Linked DNA regions of Homo sapiens: region 1 is linked to region 2. Evidence: chromatin contacts called from ENCODE POLR2A ChIA-PET data. All regions are on one chromosome and are shown on one strand. The core of a region is the stretch at or near the end of the contact, and the rest is flanking DNA. Distances in the headings are between cores, read along the strand shown.

Region 1 (6,334 bases), core at 2,489-4,988, 100 kb after region 2:
AAAAAATAATAATAATGATAATAAAAACATCCTAGATTTGCAGGTGAGCCTCAGAGCTGGCTGCTCAGATGGGCCCTGGGATCTCTGCCAGGTGTGGGCCTATGAATGAAGGAAAGTGAGGACTGAAAATGCAGCTAACATTTTTTCCAAGGAAGCTTTCCCGGGGTGGCAGGAGGTGAGCTCTGTGGGTGATGGAGCTGGAGATGCAGAGGAGCTTGTCTAGGGCACCCACAGCCCTCCTCCCCCATGGCAGGAGAGAGAAGCCGGGCTCTGGAAAGGAGAGGTGGGCACAAGGTAACCTGCGAGTCGCTGCCAGCACCTGGCCCAAGGCTCTGGCCTCTGGTCCTGGCTTAAGCATCTAGCGTGTTCCAGCCAGTTGAGTCCAGGGCCCATCTGCAGGTGAGGGACAGTGGGGTGGGGGTTGGCTCTGCAGAGGGCCTGTCCCTGTCCCCTAGGGACCCAAGAAGCCTGCGGGCAGCCCAGCCCCCATGGCAGTCACAGCCACGCTCAGCCCCCACAGCAGGCGCCCATAGTGGAGTCCGGACAGCCAGCGAGCACCTTGTCCTCGGGATACACCTACCCCACGGCGACAGGCGTCCAGCCCGAGTCGTCAGCTTCCATCGTGACCTCCTACCCCCCGCCCTCCTACAACCCCACCTGCACCGCCTACACGGGTAAGACCAGCGTTCCTTGCCCAGGTGGTCTGCCCGTCGGTCCCCACTTCAACTCAGTGGAATCAGCATCTCCCCCCGACTCATTGTTTTCTCTGCTGCTCAGCACCAAGCTACCCGAACTATGACGCGTCGGTGTACTCCGCTGCCAGCCCTTTCTATCCTCCAGCGCAGCCCCCGCCTCCCCCGGGACCCCCGCAGCAGCTGCCCCCGCCGCCCGCGCCTGCAGGCTCAGGAAGCAGCCCCAGGGCCGACTCGAAGCCACCGCTTCCCAGCAAGCTGCCGAGACCCAAGGCGGGGCCCAGGCAGCTCCAGCTTCACTACTGCGACATCTGCAAGATCAGCTGCGCTGGCCCCCAGGTCAGTCGCCCTCCTGCCATGGGCAGGCCCCAGGGACCTCTCTGTCCCCAACGTCTGAACCCGAATGTGGGCGCCGGTGGGGTGGTCAGGGTCGCTGCCTGCTGAAAGAAGGTCTGGTGTTAACTTGCATGTTGTATGCATGGCCTGTGTGTGCAAGCGCTTGTGTGTGTGTGCAAGTGTGAGTGTGTATGTGTGCGTGTGTTTATGCATGTGTATATGTGTGCATATGTGTGTGCAAACGTGAGTGTGCATGTATGTGTGCTTGCACGTATGTGTGCGCATGTGTGCCTGCATGTGCCTGTGTGTGCAAGCGTGTGTGTATGTGTGTGCATGTGTGTGCGTGTGTGTATGTGTGCGCATGTATGCCTGCATGTGTATGTGTGTGCATGCGCCCGTGTGTGTGTGTGCATGCGTGCTTGTGCTTGGCAGTGCTTGTTTGGGACATACGTGAAAGAATCTTTACCAAACACACGAGCTTGAGATTTTAAAGCTTGCAAATCACCCAGCTGAGATCGTGGGCTCAATTCCTGGAAAGATAATTAGACCCTAGAGCTCTGTCTTTGCAAAACACACACCCTGATCTTCTTTTGTTTTTAATACTCTGAAAGGAAGCTCTGGACCGCGGAGAGACACGGAGTCTGCAATCGCAGACTCTGGAGAGGTGTGAGAAGGCTCAGGACACCGTTATCAGGACCCCTGACCCAGCTGGGGATGGGGGGCCGGTCCCTGCTCAGGACCCCTCCCGCCCCAGATCACCCTTTCCCTGTCTCAGACTCTTTCCTCCAGCAGCTCTCCACTGTGTCTCATGCTGGGAGAGACCCCGGCCTTCTTTGCAGAGTGCTCGCATAGAAGTTTGAGTTTCTTTTGGAGACAAAGTCTCGCTCTGTTGCTCAGGCTAGGGTGCAGTGGTACAATCACAGCTCGCTACAGCCTCCACCTCCTGGGTTCAAGTGATCCTCCCCTCAGCCTTCCAAGTAGCTGAGACAGGTACGAACCACCATGCCCAGCTAATTTTTTAAATTTTCAATAGAGATGGGGTCTCACTATGTCGCCCAGGTCCAGTCTCGAACTCCTGGGCCCAAGCGATCCTCCTACCTCAGCCTCCTGAGTAGCTGGGATTACAGGTGCACACCACCATGCCTGGCTATTTAAAAAAAAATTTTTTTGTAGATACAGGGTCTCACTATGTTGCCCAGGCTGGTCTCGAACTCCTAAGCTCAAGGAATTCTTCTGCCTCAGCCTCCCATAGTGCCAGGATGACAAGCTGAGTCCCTGCGCCAGGCCCGTGTGGGTTATTTAATCCTTATATCTGCCTTGTGGCTACCATCTCTGTGTGGCAGATAAAATCCCAGAGGCTCAGAAAGGGTCAGTACTTTGAGGAACTCAGAGTCAGTTTTAGTGACCCAGGCAGAAATCAAACCAAGATGTGTTGAAGCCCACGTGGCTAATTACTGCAGTATACGCCAAAAGTGCACAAAGACAGCCTACTGGCTGGGTGCAGTGCCTCATGCCTGTAATCCCAGCACCTTGGGAGGCCGAAGCCGGTAGATCGCTTGAGCCCAGGAGTTCGAGACCAGCCTGGGCAACATGGGTGAAACCCTGTCTCTAAAAAAAATTTAAAAATTAGCTGGGCATGGTGGTACGCACCTATAGTCCTGGCCACTTTGAAGGCTGAGGTGGGAGGATCGTTTGAGCCCAGGAGTCCAAGGCTGCAGTGAGCTATGATCACGCTACTGCACCCCAGCCTGGGCGACAGGGCGAGACCCTTTGTCCACAAAAAAACAAAACCCCCCAAAAACCAACAACAACAACAACAACAAAACACACACACACACACACACACACACAAACCTACCTATAGTCCCCCATAATCCCTCCACCCTGAAATGATTTAGCGGTAGCATCTTGGTGTGTATCCTTCCAGAGTCTTCTCTATTCCACAGGCAGTCTCTCTTTCTAAGTTAGTATGTGTGCACAGGGATGCGTATTTATTCTATTGCTTAGGTAATATATTTATGAGGTTCAAGACTGCTAAATTCCAGGCTGGGCGTGGTAGCTCACACCTGTAATCCCAGCACTTTGGGAGGCTGAGGTGGGAGGATCGCCTGAGGTCAGGAGTTCAACACCAGCCTGGCCAACATGGTGAAACCCCGTCTCTACTAAAAATACAAAAATTAGCCAGGCGTGGTGGCAGACGCCTGTAGTCCCAGCTACTTGGGAGGCTGAGGCAGGAGAATGGCGTGAACCTGGGAGGCGGCGGCTGCAGTGAGCTGAGATCGCGCCACTGCACTCCAGCCTGGGCAACAGAGCAAGACTCCGTCTTAAAAAAAAAAAAAAAAAGATTCCTAAGTTCCAGAGAGCATGCATACAGTAAAATGTATGCCTCTCCCACGTCCTATTTTTCTTCCCTAAAACCAGACAATGTCTCTGAGTTCTTGTGTGCCAAGCCGGTGGCCTGCAGGTGACGGGGCAGTGCCCACTGTGCCCCAGTATTTTCAGGGGCATTTTTCAGTCTGCAGAATGTTTATTCTTGGCATTGTCAGGGCGTGTTGGTTTCGTGGCCCTCCTGCCACGTCTTGTCTGTGGCCGGCTTCATTTGAGGATTTCAAGCAGCACACCCAGGATTCTGCCTAAGGGCTTGGCTGTCGCTTCCCCAGACGCAATCAGATATTTTGGGCCCAGTAGTACCGGATGCGTAGGCCTGTGACTCACGGTGGCTTCCCCCGGGTGGAGCCCCTGTGTCTATTAGCAGTTTCCTAAGATGGAAGTGTACGTGACTATCCTTCGGGCAGCAGGTGCCCTTGCTTGGTTTCTGACGTTGAATTCTGAAGTCAGAATTTTCTGTATACAGCAGCCCCCAAAAGGAATGTGTGATGCATGGAGCATGCTTTCCAAAGAAACTCCTTGAATTCCAGAAGAAGGAAGAAACCTTATGTCTAGCAGTCTGAGCCTGTGGGTTTGTTACGTGGGCTTCATAAAGGGACACTTGAATTAGCTACGCGTGGTGGTGTGCACCTGTAGTCCCAGCTACTTGGGAGGCTGAGGCGGGAGAATCGCTTGAACCCAGGAGGTGGAGGTTGCAGTGAGCTGAGATCACGCCACTGCACTCCAGCCTGGGTGACAGAGTGAGACCCTGTCTCGAAAAAAAAAAAAAAAATTTGAGACGTCTATAGTAAGAAGATAGGCTGGGCGCGGTGGTGCGCTCCTGTCATCCCAGCACTTTGGGAGGCCAAAGCAGGTAGATACTTGAGGTCAGGAGTTCGAGACCAGCTTGGCCAACAGAGTGAAACCCCGTCTCTACTAAAAATACAAAAATTAGCCGGGTGTGGTGGCACCCGCCTGTAGTCCCAGGTACTTAGGAGGCTGAGGCGGGAGAATCACTTGAACCCAGGAGGCAGAGGTTGCAGTGAGCTGAGATCGTGCCACTGCACTCCAGCCTGGGCAACAGAGCGAGACTCCATCTCAAAAAATAAAAATAAGAAAAATAAAGGGACACTGGAACCTCCATGGCACCAGGGAATGGAGGGTTGGGGACAGCGGGCCTCTGTTACCACCGAGTTCCCTCGCGCTAAGCCGGGGGCCTGCAGGGGAGGGGACAGTGGCCAGTGTGCAAACCCCCGCCCAGGCTGCCTCTCACCCCTTGCCGCAGACCTACCGGGAACATCTGGGAGGGCAGAAGCACAGAAAGAAGGAGGCGGCCCAGAAGACAGGCGTGCAGCCCAACGGGAGCCCGCGCGGGGTGCAGGCGCAGCTGCATTGCGACCTGTGCGCCGTGTCCTGCACCGGGGCGGACGCCTACGCGGCCCACATCCGGGGATCCAAGCACCAGAAGGTACGGCCCCGCCCGGCCCAGGCTCTGCCACCCTGGGGAGAAGGCCCCCAGGTCAGCACTTGGGACCCACAGAGGTACCTGGGGAGATCAGAGGGAGCTGGGAGAAGCCTCCCCAAGTGGAGCGCGCCCCAAGGGCCAGCCGCCCAGGCCCATGCGTCCTCATCTTCAAGGATCCAAACTCCTTTCCAGTTATTTTATTTTAGTTTTCATTTTATTATTTTTTTTAATGGGGACAAAGTCTCGTCCTGTTCCCCAGGCTGGGATGCAGGGGCACAATCTCGGCTCACTGCAACCTCTGCCTCCTGGGTTCAAGCAATTCTCATGCCTCAGCCTCCTGAGTAGCTGGGATCACAGGCATCCGCCACCGCACCCGGCTAATTTTTGTGTTTTCAGTAGAGACGGGGTTTCACCATGTTGGCCAGGCTGGTCTCGAACTCCTGACCTCAAGTGATCTGCCCGCCTCAGCCTCCCAAAGTGCCGGGATTACAGGCGTGAGCCACCGTGCGGGGACTCCTTTCCACTTATAAAAAGGGTTCCTGCTCATTGCACAAAAACATGAAGTGGCCGAGACACTCACACCCGGACTTCCAAGAAAGCTTGGCATTCGGGCGTGGTGACAGACAGGGCTTGCCCTGTGATGAGACCCAATGCTGTGTTCCCTTTGAGGTCTTGCTCTTCACACTCCCTGCTGTAGTATCACTGTTCTCCTGAGGCCTTAGTAAGGTCTGGGTCAGGCCGGGCGTGGTGCCTCACGCCTGTAATCCCGGCACTTTGGGAGGCCGAGGCGAGTGGATCGCATGAGGTTGGGAGCCTGAGACCAGCCTGGCCAACATGGTGAAACCCCGTCTCTACTGAAAAATACAAAAATTAGCCGGGCGTGGTGGGTGCGTGCCTGTAATCTCAGCTACTCAGGAGGCTAAGGCAGGAGAATTGCTTGAACCCGGTAGGTGGAGGTTGCAGTGAGCTGAGATCTCGCCACCGCACTCCAGCCTGGGCGACAGAGCAAGGCTCTGTCGCCAAAAGAAAAAAAAAAGAGGCCTGGGTTTCGTCATGTTCGGCGGGGAGGGGATGGAGTCCCCACCTGAGAGCAGGGAGGGGACAGCTGGCTTGTGCTGTAGCCCGGGCTGTCAGGCTGAGCCACCCTGAGAGGCCTGGCTGAGGACCTGGCTTCTCTCCCCCAGCTGCCTGGAGGCTCATCCAGGGCCTCATTCCCTGGCTCGGCTCAGGACAGCTTGCTGAGGGCCCGTGTGAACCCACAGGGGAAAGAGGAATGAGCAGGGAGGCATGGAGGAGGGAAGGAGCGGGGCAGAGAAACGGGGGAAGGAGACTTGGCCTGGGGACCGGAGAGCTAGGGGCCGGTGGGGCAGAGCTGCAGGTGTCACCCCCACAGGCTGGGGCTCAGTCTGGGGGTCAGGCAGGCCCTGCTGCCCGTTGTGGGGTTGGGGGGTACAGGGCAGGTCTTGTACCAGGG
Region 2 (5,699 bases), core at 934-3,433:
GACTGACGGAAAAAGAGGACACCTATATCATATCCAGAAGAGGCAGGTTAGAAAAATGCCTAATGTTGCTCAGGTGTGGTGGCTCCCACCTGTAATCCCAGCATTTGGAGAGGCTGAGGCAGGAGGATTACTTGATCCTGGGAGTTTCAGACCAGCCTAGGCAACATAGTGAGACTCCCATCTGTATTATAAAATTTAAAACCCAATTTTTAAAATGTAAGCCCCCAGGTATTAATAATTTTTTAAATAAAAATAAAAAGAAAGTGCCTGACATGAATCCAAGTTATTTTGTGCCCCGGGTGGGCTGTGACATTTGCAGCGCTGAGTGCAAAATGAAAATTCGAGGCTTCTTACTCGAAAAATATTAGGGGCAGGGCACGGTGGCTCACGCCTGTAATCCCAGCACTTTGGGAGGCTGAGACAGTTGGATCACTTGAGGTCAGGAGTTCGAGACCAGCCTGGCCAACATGGTGAAACCCCCCATCTCTACTAAAAACACAAAGTTTAGACAGGCATGTGGTTCACGCCTGTAATCCCAGCTACTTGGGAGGCTGAGGCAGGAGAATTGCTTGAACCCGGGAGGCGGAGCTTGCAGTGAGCCGAGATCACACCACTGCACTCCAGCCTGGGGCAACAGAGCAAGACTCTGTCTCAAACTACGACGGCAACAACAACACCCCCCCCCCAAAAAAAAAAACCCCAAAAAACAAAAAATATGAAATTCAAGAGGGAGTCCGGCTAGCATTAGACCAAGCTCCCGTCCCTTCTGAGGCGGGGGTGTGAGCCCCACAAAGCCAGCCGTGCTGGTTACAGAGAGTTTGAATCTCTTCTAGCCTGAGGTCGCCTGAGAGAGGCTCCAAAGGCACAGTCATGTGGAATGACATTTTGGGGACCCCATCCCACCTGCCCACGTGTCAGTCCCCGATTTAGCCAGGACAGCCACGAGGCGGGAGGAGGGTTCACTGGAGCTTTAGTTAATTTTCTGTCCCTACTGATTTTTTTTTTGAGACACAGCCTCACTCTGTCGCCCAGGCTGGAGTGAAGTGGCATGATCGCACTCACTGCAACCTCCATCTCCCGGATTCAAGCGATTCTCCCACCTCAGCCTCCCCAGTAGCTGGGATTACAGGTATGCACCACCGTGCCCAGCTAATTTTTGTATTTTTAGTAGAGACGGGGTTTCACCGTGTTGGCCAGGCTGGTCTCAAATTCCTGACCTCAGGTGATCCACCCGCCTCGGCCTCCCAAAGTGCCAGGATTCCAGGCCTGAGCCACCGTGTCTGGTCTATTTTTTTTTTATGCTGAGTATAATTGGAAGGTGGCGGGAATCATTTCCATTTAAAAAATGAAACACTGGGCTCAGTGTCCAGCCCCCCTTCCCACTGGGGACACCGAGACCCCCAGGGCAGAAAATCCTCCCTGCACTCTGACCTCGGGCGGCGTGTAGGTGACCTCAGGCGCCAGGCATCCCTCCATTCATTCCCGGGCCTCCCCCTCTGCGCGCACAGGGGGCTTTGCCCCGCAGGGCCGCCCACCAGGTCCCCCGGCGCTCACCCTCCGATGCCCACGATGAGCTTCATGCCGGTGCGGAGGGGCGGCGGGGACGACTTCCAAGGCAGCCCGGGTAGGGTGCGACCACGCAGTGCGCTCCGGAGTGCGTCCCGGCTTCATTGAGAAAACCTGGCGCCTTTATAGGTCTCGGCAGCCTGGAGGCCGCCCCGGGGGAGGCGGCCCCTGGGGATGGGGCGGAGGCGCCGGCACCTGTTCCCGCCGCCGAATGGAAATAGCTCCAGGCTGCCTTTTGCCTAAATTAGTCACGAGCTGGCCGGGCAGGGGGCTGCCTCTTCCCTCCTCCCACCTCCCTGCCCTCTCTCCACTCCCTCCTCCCCTCTCCTCCCCTTCTTACCCCCTCCTCCCTCCTCTCCACCCCCACCCTCTTCCCTCCTCCTGGCCAGAGAGCTCAGATCAGCAGCCCCACACTTTTCCCTCCCTAAAAATATCCCGCTCTCTGTGTCCTATGGCCTGACCCTGACATTAAGACTGGTTCTCGTGGCGTCAAGGAAGCGAACTCACCCACCCCCGCCCGCACAGCAGCCCTAGAGGCCGGGACCCTGCGGGGAGCTTCGTTTTCCAACGAGGTCAGGGCCAAGGTGGGCTTAAGATCCTTAGCAGTGAATCACAAGATAGCCTTGCCCAGGTGACCGGGGGCCCAGCCACAGGATCTCAGCGTGACACCAGGGACCATTCATCCCGTGCCTGCCTTGTGGGTGGAGTCATTTGACTGGGGGCCGGCGGGGCGGGGAGGGGGTAATGGGGAGGAATGACACTCTGCTGCTTCTCTCTTCTACTGGTAAAGGGAAAAAGTATTCTCTTATTAAATGTTTTAATTTTTTTTTTTTAATTTCAGATGGAGCCGGGTGCAGTGGCTCACGCCTGTAATCCCAGCACTTTGGGAGGCCGAGGCGGGCGGATCACGAGGTCAGGAGTTCGAGACCAGCCTGGCCAGCATGGTGAAACCCCGTCTCTACTAAAAATACAAAAAAAATTAGCTGGGCATGGTGGCACACGCCTGTAGTCCCAGCTACTTGGGAGGCTGAGGCAGGAGAATCGTTTGAACCTGGCAGGTAGAGGTTGCAGTGAGCTGAGATTGTGCCACTGCACTCCAACCTGGGCGACAGAGCGAGACTCCGTCTCAAAAAAATAAAATAAAATAAAATAAAAATAAATAAATTTGAAACAGAGTTTTGCTCTGTCACCCAGGCTGGAGTGCAGTGGTACCATCTTGGCTTACTGTAACCTCTGCCTTCCAGGTTCAAGCAATTCTCCTTCGTCAACCTCCCCAATAGCTGGGATTACAGGCGAGCACCAACACGCCCAGATAATTTTTGTATTTTTAGTAGAGACGGGGTTTCACCATGTTGGCCAGGCTGGTCTTGAACTCCTGACCTCAGGTGATCTGCCCGCCTCAGGCCTCCCAAAGTGCTGGGATTACAGGTGTGAGCCACCATGCCCAGCCTACATTTTTGAATTTTTTGAGACAGGGTCTCGCTCTGTGGCCCAGGCTGGAGTGTGGTGATGTGATCACAGCTCACTGCAGCCTCAACTTCTCACACTGGGGCGATCTTTCTGCTTCAGCCTCCCGAGCAGCTGAGACTACAGGTTCGCACCACCACACCTAACTTTAAAATTTTTTGTAGAGATGGGGTCTTGCCATGTTGCCCAGGTTGGTCTTGAACTCCTGGCCTCACGTGATGATTCCTCCAACTCGGCCTCCCAAAGTGCTGGGATTACAGGCATGTGACGCCTCTCCCCACCAGAAAATAATTTTTCTGATGCTTCTTAAAACAGTAAGGCTGACTTTGTTGAGGCGGGTGAGGGACTACTACCATGGGGTTTTGTAGTATGGGAGGGAGATTGAATTCAATCTTCTCCCTTTCCACCAATACAAGGAAAAGTGGGAAATTATAGCCCAGGAGCAGGGGGGTGATCAGAGGATGGGAAGTGACTAGGAAGGTGGGGTGATAGGATGGCCAAGTTTGTATGTCTGTATGCAGTAAGAGATCAATACACCAAAGAGAGAGAGAATTTTTAAGAGATGAGGTCTTGTTACATTGCCTAGGCGGGTCTCTAACTCCTGGCCTCAAGTGATCCTTCCTCCTTGGCCTCCCAAAGTACTGGGATTACAGGCTTAAGCCACCACGCCCGACCAATGATGTACTTTATGAGTCCTGTTAACAGAATTGTGACCCTGGACTTCAAGAGCTTTTGCAAAATGGACTGGAAATCTTGGGGTATTCATGAGGAAAGCTCAGAAAAAGCAGTCAGCCACAGGATCTGTGGCAGTGCAGCGGGGTGGCTATGTCTGTGGCCAGAGCTCCTCCAGGTGCTCAAGCAGGCACCCAGGAAAGCCCGGCTCCTGGGCTTCACCTCTGGCCCAGTTTCGGTGGCAAGAATTTCCTGGCAGCCTCTTGGTGGGGCACGTGGCCCAGGGCCTCAGGTGACAGTGACATGCCCAGATAAAGGCCCTGGCAGGGCACCTCTGGGAGGCCTCCCTGTGCCAGCCCACCCCGGCAGGAAGGAGAGGGAGAAGCCACAGGGGCTACAAATGCCTGCCAGTCCCCAAGCAGTCCCAGGTCCCAGGGTATTGATTAGCGACCTCACTGCCCCACGGTGCAGTGATCCCATTTACATGAAATGCCCAGGACACGTCAATCCACGAGGACAGGAAGGGGACGCGTGGGTGCCAGGGGCTGGGGGAGGTGGGTGGGGATGACTGTGGCTGCTGGGGACAGATTTACTTTTGGGGTAATGGAATGTTCTGGAATTTAATAGAGGTGGTATTTGCAAAACATTGTGAAGAATGTACTCTTAAAAATGGTTAATTTTAGGCCGGGTATGCTATGGTGGCTCACGCCTGTAATCCCAGCACTTTGGGAGGCTGAGGTGGGCGGATCACGATGTCAGGAGATCGAGACCACGGTGAAACCCCGTCTCTACTAAAAATACAAAAAAAAAATTAGCTGGGCGCAGTGGCGGGCGCCTGTAGTCCCAGCTACTCGGGAGGCTGAGGCAGGAGAATGGCGTGAACCCGGGAGACGGAACTTGCAGTGAGCTGAGATCGCGCCACTGCACTCCAGCCTGGGCGACAGAGTGAGACTACATCTCAAAAAGAATGAAAAAACAAAAAAATGGTTAATTTTATATTAAGTGACTCTCATCTTGATTTATTAAAAAAGTGTCTGTTTGGCCGGGCGCGGTGGCTCACGCCTGTAACCCCAGCACTTTGGGAGGCCGAGGCAGGCGGATCACGAGGTCAGGAGATTGAGACCATCCTGGCTAACACGGTGAAACCCTGTCTCTACTAAAAATACAAAAAATTAGGTGGGCACGATGGCAGGCGCCTGTAGTCCCAGCTACTCAGGAGGCTGAGGCAGGAGAATGGCATGAACCCGGGAGGTGGAGCTTGCAGTGAGCCGAGATGGCGCCACTGCACTCCAGCCTGGGCGACAGAGCCAGACTCCGTCTCAAAAAAAGAAATGTTTGCAGTGGCTCACTACTGTAATCCCAGCATTTTAGGAGGCCAAGGTGGGAGGATCGCTTGAGGCCAGGAGTTCAAGACCAGTCTGGGCAACGTTGTGAGACCCCCGCCTCCTTGCCCCCCACCATCTCTACCAAAAAAAAAAAAAATTAGCTGGGTGTGGTGGCCTGCTTCTGTAGTACCAGCTACTTGGGAGGCTGAGGCAGAAGGATCCCTTGAGCTCAGGAGGTTGAGGCTGCAGTGAGCTGAGATTGCATCACTGCACTCTAGCCTGAGCAACAGAGGAAAACCCTGATTAAAAAAAAAAAAAAAAGCCTGGGCACGGTGGCTCACCCCTGTACTCCCAGCACTTTGGGAAGCCAAAGCAGGAGAACCACCTGCGGTCAGGAGTTCGAGACCAGCCTGGCCAACATGGCGAAACCCCATCTCTACTTAATACAAAAATTAGCCGGGCGTGGTAGCGCGCGCCTGTAATCCCAGCTACTCGGGAGGCTGAAGCAGGAGAATTGCTTGAACCCGGGAGGCAGAGGTTGCAGTGAGCTGAGATTGTGCCACTGCACTCCAGCCTGGGTGACAGAGTGAGACTCCGTCTCAAAAAAAAAAAAAAGTAATTATGATAATAAAAAGAAAGTGACCAAATGATGAAGACTTTAATTTCGTC

The links. ChIA-PET counts read pairs that join two places held with the same protein, here RNA polymerase II (POLR2A).
Region 1: POLR2A ChIA-PET joins it to region 2 with 25 read pairs in H1. The contact joins the enhancer-like site here to the promoter of NMRK2 in region 2. POLR2A ChIA-PET finds 5 or more read pairs at or near these places in 5 of 52 experiments (H1, HEK293, HEK293T and 2 more).

Annotation. Positions count from the first base shown.
Region 1 is chr19:3,826,000-3,832,333 of GRCh38, reverse strand. ZFR2 (zinc finger RNA binding protein 2) reads left to right here. Exons shown (of 19, transcript NM_015174.2): 4 at 456-674; 5 at 778-1,031; 6 at 4,681-4,863. Among named protein-coding and RNA genes, the nearest start is that of ZFR2, 40 kb to the left of the region's middle. RefSeq lists an enhancer at 492-1,081. Within about 2 kb of position 3,738, at least 2 of the 41 ENCODE cell types and tissues checked have a DNase peak (open chromatin) inside an H3K27ac peak, as active enhancers do.
Region 2 is chr19:3,929,553-3,935,251 of GRCh38, reverse strand. NMRK2 (nicotinamide riboside kinase 2) reads right to left here and starts at 2,183. Exons shown (of 8, transcript NM_170678.3): 1 at 2,074-2,183; 2 at 1,555-1,794. The coding sequence starts at 1,580.